2 separate regions of the Homo sapiens genome follow, and region 1 is linked to region 2. A link is a contact called in ENCODE Hi-C or POLR2A ChIA-PET data. All regions are on one chromosome and are shown on one strand. The core of a region is the stretch at or near the end of the contact, and the rest is flanking DNA. Distances in the headings are between cores, read along the strand shown.

Region 1 (3,144 bases), core at 645-3,144, 170 kb after region 2:
GTCCTGACCACTGTCATGCTCTGTGTGCAGGTGAACTTCTACGGGGACCACACCAAGCTGATTCTCAGTGGCTGGGAGCCCCTCCTTGTGACTTTTGTGGCCCGAAATCGTAGTGCTTGTACTTACCTCGCTTCCCACCTTCGGCAGCTGGGCTGCTCTCCAGACCTGCGGCAGCGACTCCGCTATGCTCTGCGCCTGCTCCGGGACCGCAGCCCAGCCTAGGACCCAAGCCCTGAGGCCTGAGGCCTGTGCCTGTCAGGCTCTGGCCCTTGCCTTTGTGGCCTTCCCCCTTCCTTTGGTGCCTCACTGGGGGCTTTGGGCCGAATCCCCCAGGGAATCAGGGACCAGCTTTACTGGAGTTGGGGGCGGCTTGTCTTCGCTGGCTCCTACCCCATCTCCAAGATAAGCCTGAGCCTTAGCTCCCAGCTAGGGGGCGTTATTTATGGACCACTTTTATTTATTGTCAGACACTTATTTATTGGGATGTGAGCCCCAGGGGGGCCTCCTCCTAGGATAATAAACAATTTTGCAGAATTGGACTCCCCCTCACTCGCAGTAGAGCCCGTGGACCGTGGCCACCGCGAAGAGCGAGGTGTTGGTGTAGGAGACCGAGGCCAGCCCATCGCGCGCCACGTCCCAGAGCGCACGGCTGACCACGTGAACGCCCTGGCCCGCGCGCGGCCCCAGCACCACACTGCATACCAGCTTGTAGCGTGGCGGGCTGAGCTCGCGCAGGCGAACGTGCACCTGCTCGCAGAGCTCCCGCACCAGCCGCGCGGCCTCGTCGCTGGAGTAGCACGCGTCGTGCAGCCCTGCGGCCAGCGCCGCCTCCAGGGCACGCTGTGCACGCGCAGCCTCCCAGCGCTCCCCGGGCACTGGCTCCGTGCGGTAGGAGGGCGCCACCCAACGGGCGGGCGCCAGGGGCAACCCTGAGAAGCTGACCCTTGAGCCCAGAGGGGGCACCGGGCCCAGGGATGGCCGCTGACCCCCAGGACCCGCGCCTGGCCCGACCAGCGAGTTGCGGCGGGAGAAGGACGCGGCCAGGCCCAGCATGGAGCCCCGGCGCGAGGCCGGGGCTGGACCTGGACCTGCCGGTCGGGCCTCATCAATGCTGGGCAGGCAGCCTCGGGGCCGCACCGGTGAGGGTTTCCGCCCGGAGTCTTTGGCATTCTCCTCCTCCTGGCGTCCCGGGGGCAGAGGCCTGCTGGCCATGGACCTGCTGGCTGGAGGAACCACACTCAGGGTGGCCTTCACCAGGCATCTGTCTACCCACCCCAGCCTCTTGCTCAGTGATGTCAAGGGTTTTTACCTTCTACCCCCTTCTTACCTGTGTTTTAGAACAAGTGGATCAGATAGTCCCAGGCTGCCTGGGTTCCTAGGTGCTGAGAAGGTTAAAGGCTGTTAGACACATGAGCAGGGGACAGGAGGCTGCTAGGACTGGGATCCTCGGCTAGTCCTTGCCGACTGAGCTCCTTCTCTGGGCACTATGGAAGTTAGCCAGGTACGCTCGGAGTCTTAGAGACTGCCATTTCTCCCTTCCACCCGACTTCTCTGGAAGGAGAGGCAGGCCTCTGCCTCAGCCTGGACTGTGGAGGCAGAGCCTCCAACCCCTAACCAGGAAGGACTGACAGACTCAGCTCCTTCAACCCCACAGATCCTTCCAGCCCTGGGGGTGTTGAATCCAGTCATCTTCCACCCAGATCTACTCTAGGGTGGCTGGCACAAAGATCTCCCCTACACCTGGCCCAGGCTGAGGGCAGATGACTCATGAAGCCCCCTTCCACCTTCTGCCTTTGGCCTCTGATCCCACTTCCTCCAGAATCAGTTCTGAGATGGCTGCCCTCTGCTCCCGAAACTCCCTCAGGCACCTGAGTCACCCGCAGGCTTTGGCTTCTGAGTTCTGTCCTGGCTGCACAGCCCTGGCCCCGCTGGCCTGAAGGGCAAGTGGGAGGGGAAAGACCTGTGTTGTGGAGTTGCCATGGGTTGCTAGAGCAAACACTCCTCCCTCCCAGGATCCCTCCCTCCAGTCTGGCTCTGGCTTAACCTGAGAGCATTGTTGCTGTGAGCATGTGCTGAGCATGGGGTGCCCCTGAGTCATCAGGGAGAGCGGCCGACAGGGTCTTGCAGCTTAGAGGCAAACTTCCTAAGCGCAGGCAACAGAGGGGCAGATGTAGAGCAAGGCTGTGGTCAGAAAGGCTTTGTCCTACCCCAGGACTCTTGAGCCAGGGCCCATTTTCTCCCCTTGTGGAATGGCCAGATGACTGGCCATTCGTGAACAAGTCACAGAGGCCTAGGTTAGGGGGAGATCTTGAGGCTGCGGGGGTGGTGGCTCAGGAATCCAGAGTCTGGGCCCACAGGAAGGAACACGTCATGGCTCTGTTGTCTCCCCATCGGCCTCGACAAGGACAAACATTTCCGCTCCCGGCGCAGAGTTAGGGTGGGGCTTGGATGACTTCCTCAGTTCAGGGCTATGTGCGGGGGAGGGGAGGCCCACTGGCTCAGCTGGTAGGCACCAGGCCTTATAAAGTGGCAGTGACTCGGCAGTGAACCCCGAGTCCAGCCTCGTGACCTTTGCTGACCCAAGTGTCCTGGGGCTTGTCCCTAGCTGGCTACACCTCTAGTACCTAGGTTTCCCCAAAGTTACATTTCAGAGATGGCAGAGGCTGTGACACCTCTGCCAGGGCTGACAACTCATGTGACTCCTCCTCTGGCAGGGATGGGACTGTCCCCTCCCAAACAAGCCAGGTCGGGGCCCTGACCCATCTATGGGGGCGAGGATTTTCCCTGTTGAGTGGGGGTTTCCCCGGCCTGGCTAACCGGATCCTGACCCTGTGTGCCTGTGGAGGAGGGAAGGGTTAGGAGGGCAAGGAGTTTGAACTCTGAACCTAGGGCAGGCTCAGCTTCGGGGGCTAAGACCCTCGTATGGCGCTTAATGCCCCTCTAAGGGCTGAAGTTTTCCCTGGGCCTGCCCGGGAGATGGGTGGAGTCTCTTCTCAGGCCAGCTCCAGTTTCCATGGAAACCCACAGGCTTCCCACCCCGTCGGCTGCCTGGGCAGACTCCCAGCCAGGGCCTCTTTCGCCGCCGCCGCCGCCGCCAGCCAGCCAGCTTCTTCCCAGGACCATAGGCCACTCCAGCCTCAGCTT
Region 2 (3,408 bases), core at 773-3,272:
TCTGTGCTTTGTTTTCGGTTTCCCCGTGCAGCTCGGATTGGGAAAATGAAACGGAGGAAGCAAGATGAAGGGCAGGTATGTCCCCTGTGCAACCGCCCCCTGGCAGGATCGGAGCAGGAGATGAGTAGGCATGTGGAGCATTGCCTTTCTAAGGTAGAGGGGCCATCACCACCCACCTTCCTTCCCCGCTCCCTTCCCCCGACACTAGCTGCTGACTGCCCCTGAATCTGTGGGCTCTTGGGGTCTCCATGTGGTCTCAGCAGCTTCTTCCCTTCTGACCACTGCTCTCTCCTTTTGCTTTCACTCTCACTCATTCCCTCCTTGGGCTCCAGCGGAAAACTATTGGGAAGAGGCCCAGGTCTTTGACCTCTAAATTGGTTTGCTTCAAAGGAGCCCTAGAGCTGAGGGCCCACTTGGCACACCACAGCTGGGGCTAGAGCTGTGCCTTCGTTGCAGACTGTGGGGAGCAGGTGGGGATGGCCTGGGCCCAGCATGATCCTGCTCTGCTCTTCACAGAGGGAAGGCTCCTGCATGGCTGAGGATGATGCTGTGGACATCGAGCATGAGAACAACAACCGCTTTGAGGAGTATGAGTGGTGTGGACAGAAGCGGATACGGGCCACCACTCTCCTGGAAGGTGGCTTCCGAGGTACAAGCAGCTGACACGTAGACATTGGCACTCTGGTGCCAGGCCTCTGCTGGGTATCCATCTGCTGGAAGCCAAGAGGCCGAGGCTGGTGGCTGGTCATCCATCCGTTCCACCACGTGGGGACTGCTGCTGGTGGGGCTCCTTTGTGACCGTGCTGCCTGCCTGTGATGTGCATATTAAAATGGATGTATTTGGGTGGGGAAATGGAATTGTGAGGCTGCAAGCTAGGAGTGACGAAGGGGGGCTCTCAGCTTCGGGTGATGCATTGAAGGTGACAGCCAAGCCGCGTTAGCACCTGCATAAAATATTAAAGGGACGGTTATGCATTTATCACTCCATCCCTCTTAAGGCTGATAAATGAGAATCCAGCAACCTGCTGTACACCTCCAGCACTGGGGGCCCTGAGGGCTTCCAGGCAAACACATTGGATTTTCCTCCTCCTCCTCTTCAGCCCTATGTCAGGGAAATCAGTTACAGAGGAGAGTGAGTTATGGCAAAATTTGACCTCCCATGAGCTTCATTGGTGAATCTAATTTTAGCTCTGATCCCATCCCTTCTCCCTGGGCGCCCTCTGCCCTGAAGCAAGAGGGGCCTGGGCCCAGCTGCTCCCTCCTTCCCTTGGGCTCTCCCCAGTTGCTACAAAGGAGTGTGCAGGGCCCTGCCCATCTCCAGTGCCCTCCCAGCTCCTTGGAAGAGCAAGGCTTGACACCCCCCACCAGGTCAGACAGCAGAATTGGTTGGGTGCCCAGGGTTAGTGACTTGTTAAACTCCCCAGCCTTGGGCAGGGGAAAAGGGGAGCTGTCTGCCTCTTGGCCTCCAGCTCTTCTCTCTTTCTGTGCACAAGCACAGCTGGTACTGCAGCTTGTGGTCATTAAGTGAGCCAATCTGCTTCCCGTCTGCCTCTCTCTCTGGGCAACACCTTTGGGAATACTGCTGTGTATGGTCCCTGGGGAATCTCACAGCAGCTGGGAAGAAGTTCTCTGCCTTCGTGGGGCCGTGCTACCTGGGCAGATGCTGAGGAGTGGTCTCTGCAGGGCCGTCCAGTGCAGACTGGTTCCACGAAGGGGCTAAGAGCCCAGATGAGACATTATGCCTCTGGGCGTCTCTCACATTACCCAGGTGTTTGGGGGCAAGCCAAAACATAAATCAGGAAGGTTAGTCAGACCAAACAGTCTCCCTGAGCCGGAGCTGGAGAGTGTTAGTTTGCCATTTCACTCATCCCGTACTGGAGCCTTCGAGTATCTGAGGCCCTAGAAGAGTGAGCAGCAGGGCTGACGACTGTCCCATGAGTTGGACACATGGGTGTCCGATGGCAGCCACACAGGGTCAGTTTCAACGTGCTGCTCTGGTTAGCTCTGTTGGCAGCTGCAACTGCTCACATCCTCCATTGCTGTGGCACCTTCTTAGGTTCCTTGGCACAGACCTGGACCTGATGGCTTCTGGGCACCAGACAGGGCTTATGGAGGATAAAGCTGCAAAGGGCCTGCTGATTTGACAAGAGTATTTCCCCTGTGCCGGGATGCACTTGCACAGCAGTGTGAGGGGCTCTTAGGCCCCGGGCGGGTATCCGTTTTCCCTGAGTGTTTACACTGTGAGGTTGTTCCTTTCAAGAATTCCTGAGGGGAGTTCAAAGGGGGCTTTTCTTTGAGCGATTTGGAGAGCGAGAATGAGAGTGAGACTTGAAGAGGGAACAGGGGCCGGAGGTGCCTTTATCTGCAGAGAATTGCTCCAGCTTTCCTGATAGAAGCTGCTGCCGCCTCTTAAACAGCTTAGTGCAGTCAAAAGACAGGCAGACTTGAAAGGCTGTTTTACAGCGAGATCAGCGGGGGCCACGAGGCAGAGAGCGGGGCGCAGTGGAGCGGAGGAGGCTGAGGCTCCTCAGTGGGGGGGCTATCAAAGGGAGGCCCTGGCTGATCCCTACTGCCTCTGCCCCCAAAACCCTGTCTGCAAAAGCTGGCCATCTGTCAGCCTACCCTCCCTGGCCAGGACTGATAGGCCCTAACTCTTGGGGGGTTGGGTGTGGCCTCGCCAGGCGGGCTGGTGTCAGTGCAGCGCATTGATCGCCCGCCGGGCGGGCCGGGCTGCAAGCCGGGCAGCGCGTGCTTAATGTGATTGAAAGGCAGTTAAAATGGCGGTGACCTTTTCAGGAGGAATTAGATTGCCTGCCAAGACCGGTTAGAGGGAGTGATAACGCCAGCTGAAGAAGCTGCCCAGCAGACTTCAGAGAGAAGGAGGCAGAGGCAGGATGAGCAGGCGAGTGGCGAGGCCCATTTAAACTGCGCTGTGCGTGCTGACAGAACAGAGATTGCTGTCGTTGTTAGATATGAAAGAAGTGAAGAATTGCAGATAAGTTCCTGTATCCGATCACCCCCATCCCTCCTCCCAGAGTAGGGCCTCTTCTTCATCCTCAGCAAAGCTTCCCACCAGGCCCCTGGAGGTTGGTCTGATGGATCAGATCGGTTACCTCAAATGTAATCTGCTGTGGGAAGCAGTGAACGGGCAAGAGTTTCGGTGGAGACACTTGGCTGAGGGCAACAGGCCTTAGAGATGGGGACCTGTGGTTACTGAGGAGGAGCTCCAGATATCTCAGGCCTGGGAGTACTCGGATTGATATTTTAGGACAAAATAAAGAAGCAGACAGAGCAGGTGAGCACTGAGGTAGGTCCCACTGGAAACAGATTTTTGAAAAGACTAAAGGAAATAGGTATTACTTCAAGAAAGTAAGTTGGAAGGAATTTTTGCTGCCTAGGAGGCACTCT

What was found. Hi-C counts contacts between places; a loop is a spot of excess contacts on that map. ChIA-PET counts read pairs that join two places held with the same protein, here RNA polymerase II (POLR2A). Pooled maps may share reads with other maps.
Region 1: a map of K562 shows a loop between it and region 2 (3-fold over the local background). The contact joins the promoter of DYNLT4 here to the enhancer-like site in region 2. A Hi-C loop is called at or near these places in 1 of 168 maps with a recorded cell type or tissue (K562), 2 of 37 single-sample maps with no recorded cell type and 10 of 50 pooled maps. POLR2A ChIA-PET finds 5 or more read pairs at or near these places in 13 of 52 experiments (AG04450, BJ, CD4-positive, alpha-beta T cell and 10 more).

Annotation. Positions count from the first base shown.
Region 1 is chr1:44,805,457-44,808,600 of GRCh38, forward strand. DYNLT4 (dynein light chain Tctex-type 4) reads right to left here and starts at 1,895. Exons shown (of 3, transcript NM_001377534.1): 1 at 1,869-1,895; 2 at 1,328-1,382; 3 at 437-1,223. The coding sequence starts at 1,212. The coding sequence ends at 547. BTBD19 (BTB domain containing 19) reads left to right here and starts at 3,067. Exons shown (of 8, transcript NM_001136537.3): 1 at 3,067-3,144. It overlaps PLK3 (polo like kinase 3), which reads left to right. Exons shown (of 15, transcript NM_004073.4): 15 at 31-534. The coding sequence ends at 222. RefSeq lists enhancers at 364-1,214, 1,215-2,064, 1,658-2,857, 2,332-2,581, 2,916-3,144 and 1 more.
Region 2 is chr1:44,635,514-44,638,921 of GRCh38, forward strand. It overlaps RNF220 (ring finger protein 220), which reads left to right. Exons shown (of 15, transcript NM_018150.4): 7 at 32-75; 8 at 517-649. LOC107984950 (a long non-coding RNA gene) reads right to left here. Exons shown (of 2, transcript XR_001738031.2): 2 at 1-944. Among named protein-coding and RNA genes, the nearest start is that of SNORD145, 34 kb to the right of the region's middle. Within about 2 kb of position 2,023, at least 4 of the 41 ENCODE cell types and tissues checked have a DNase peak (open chromatin) inside an H3K27ac peak, as active enhancers do.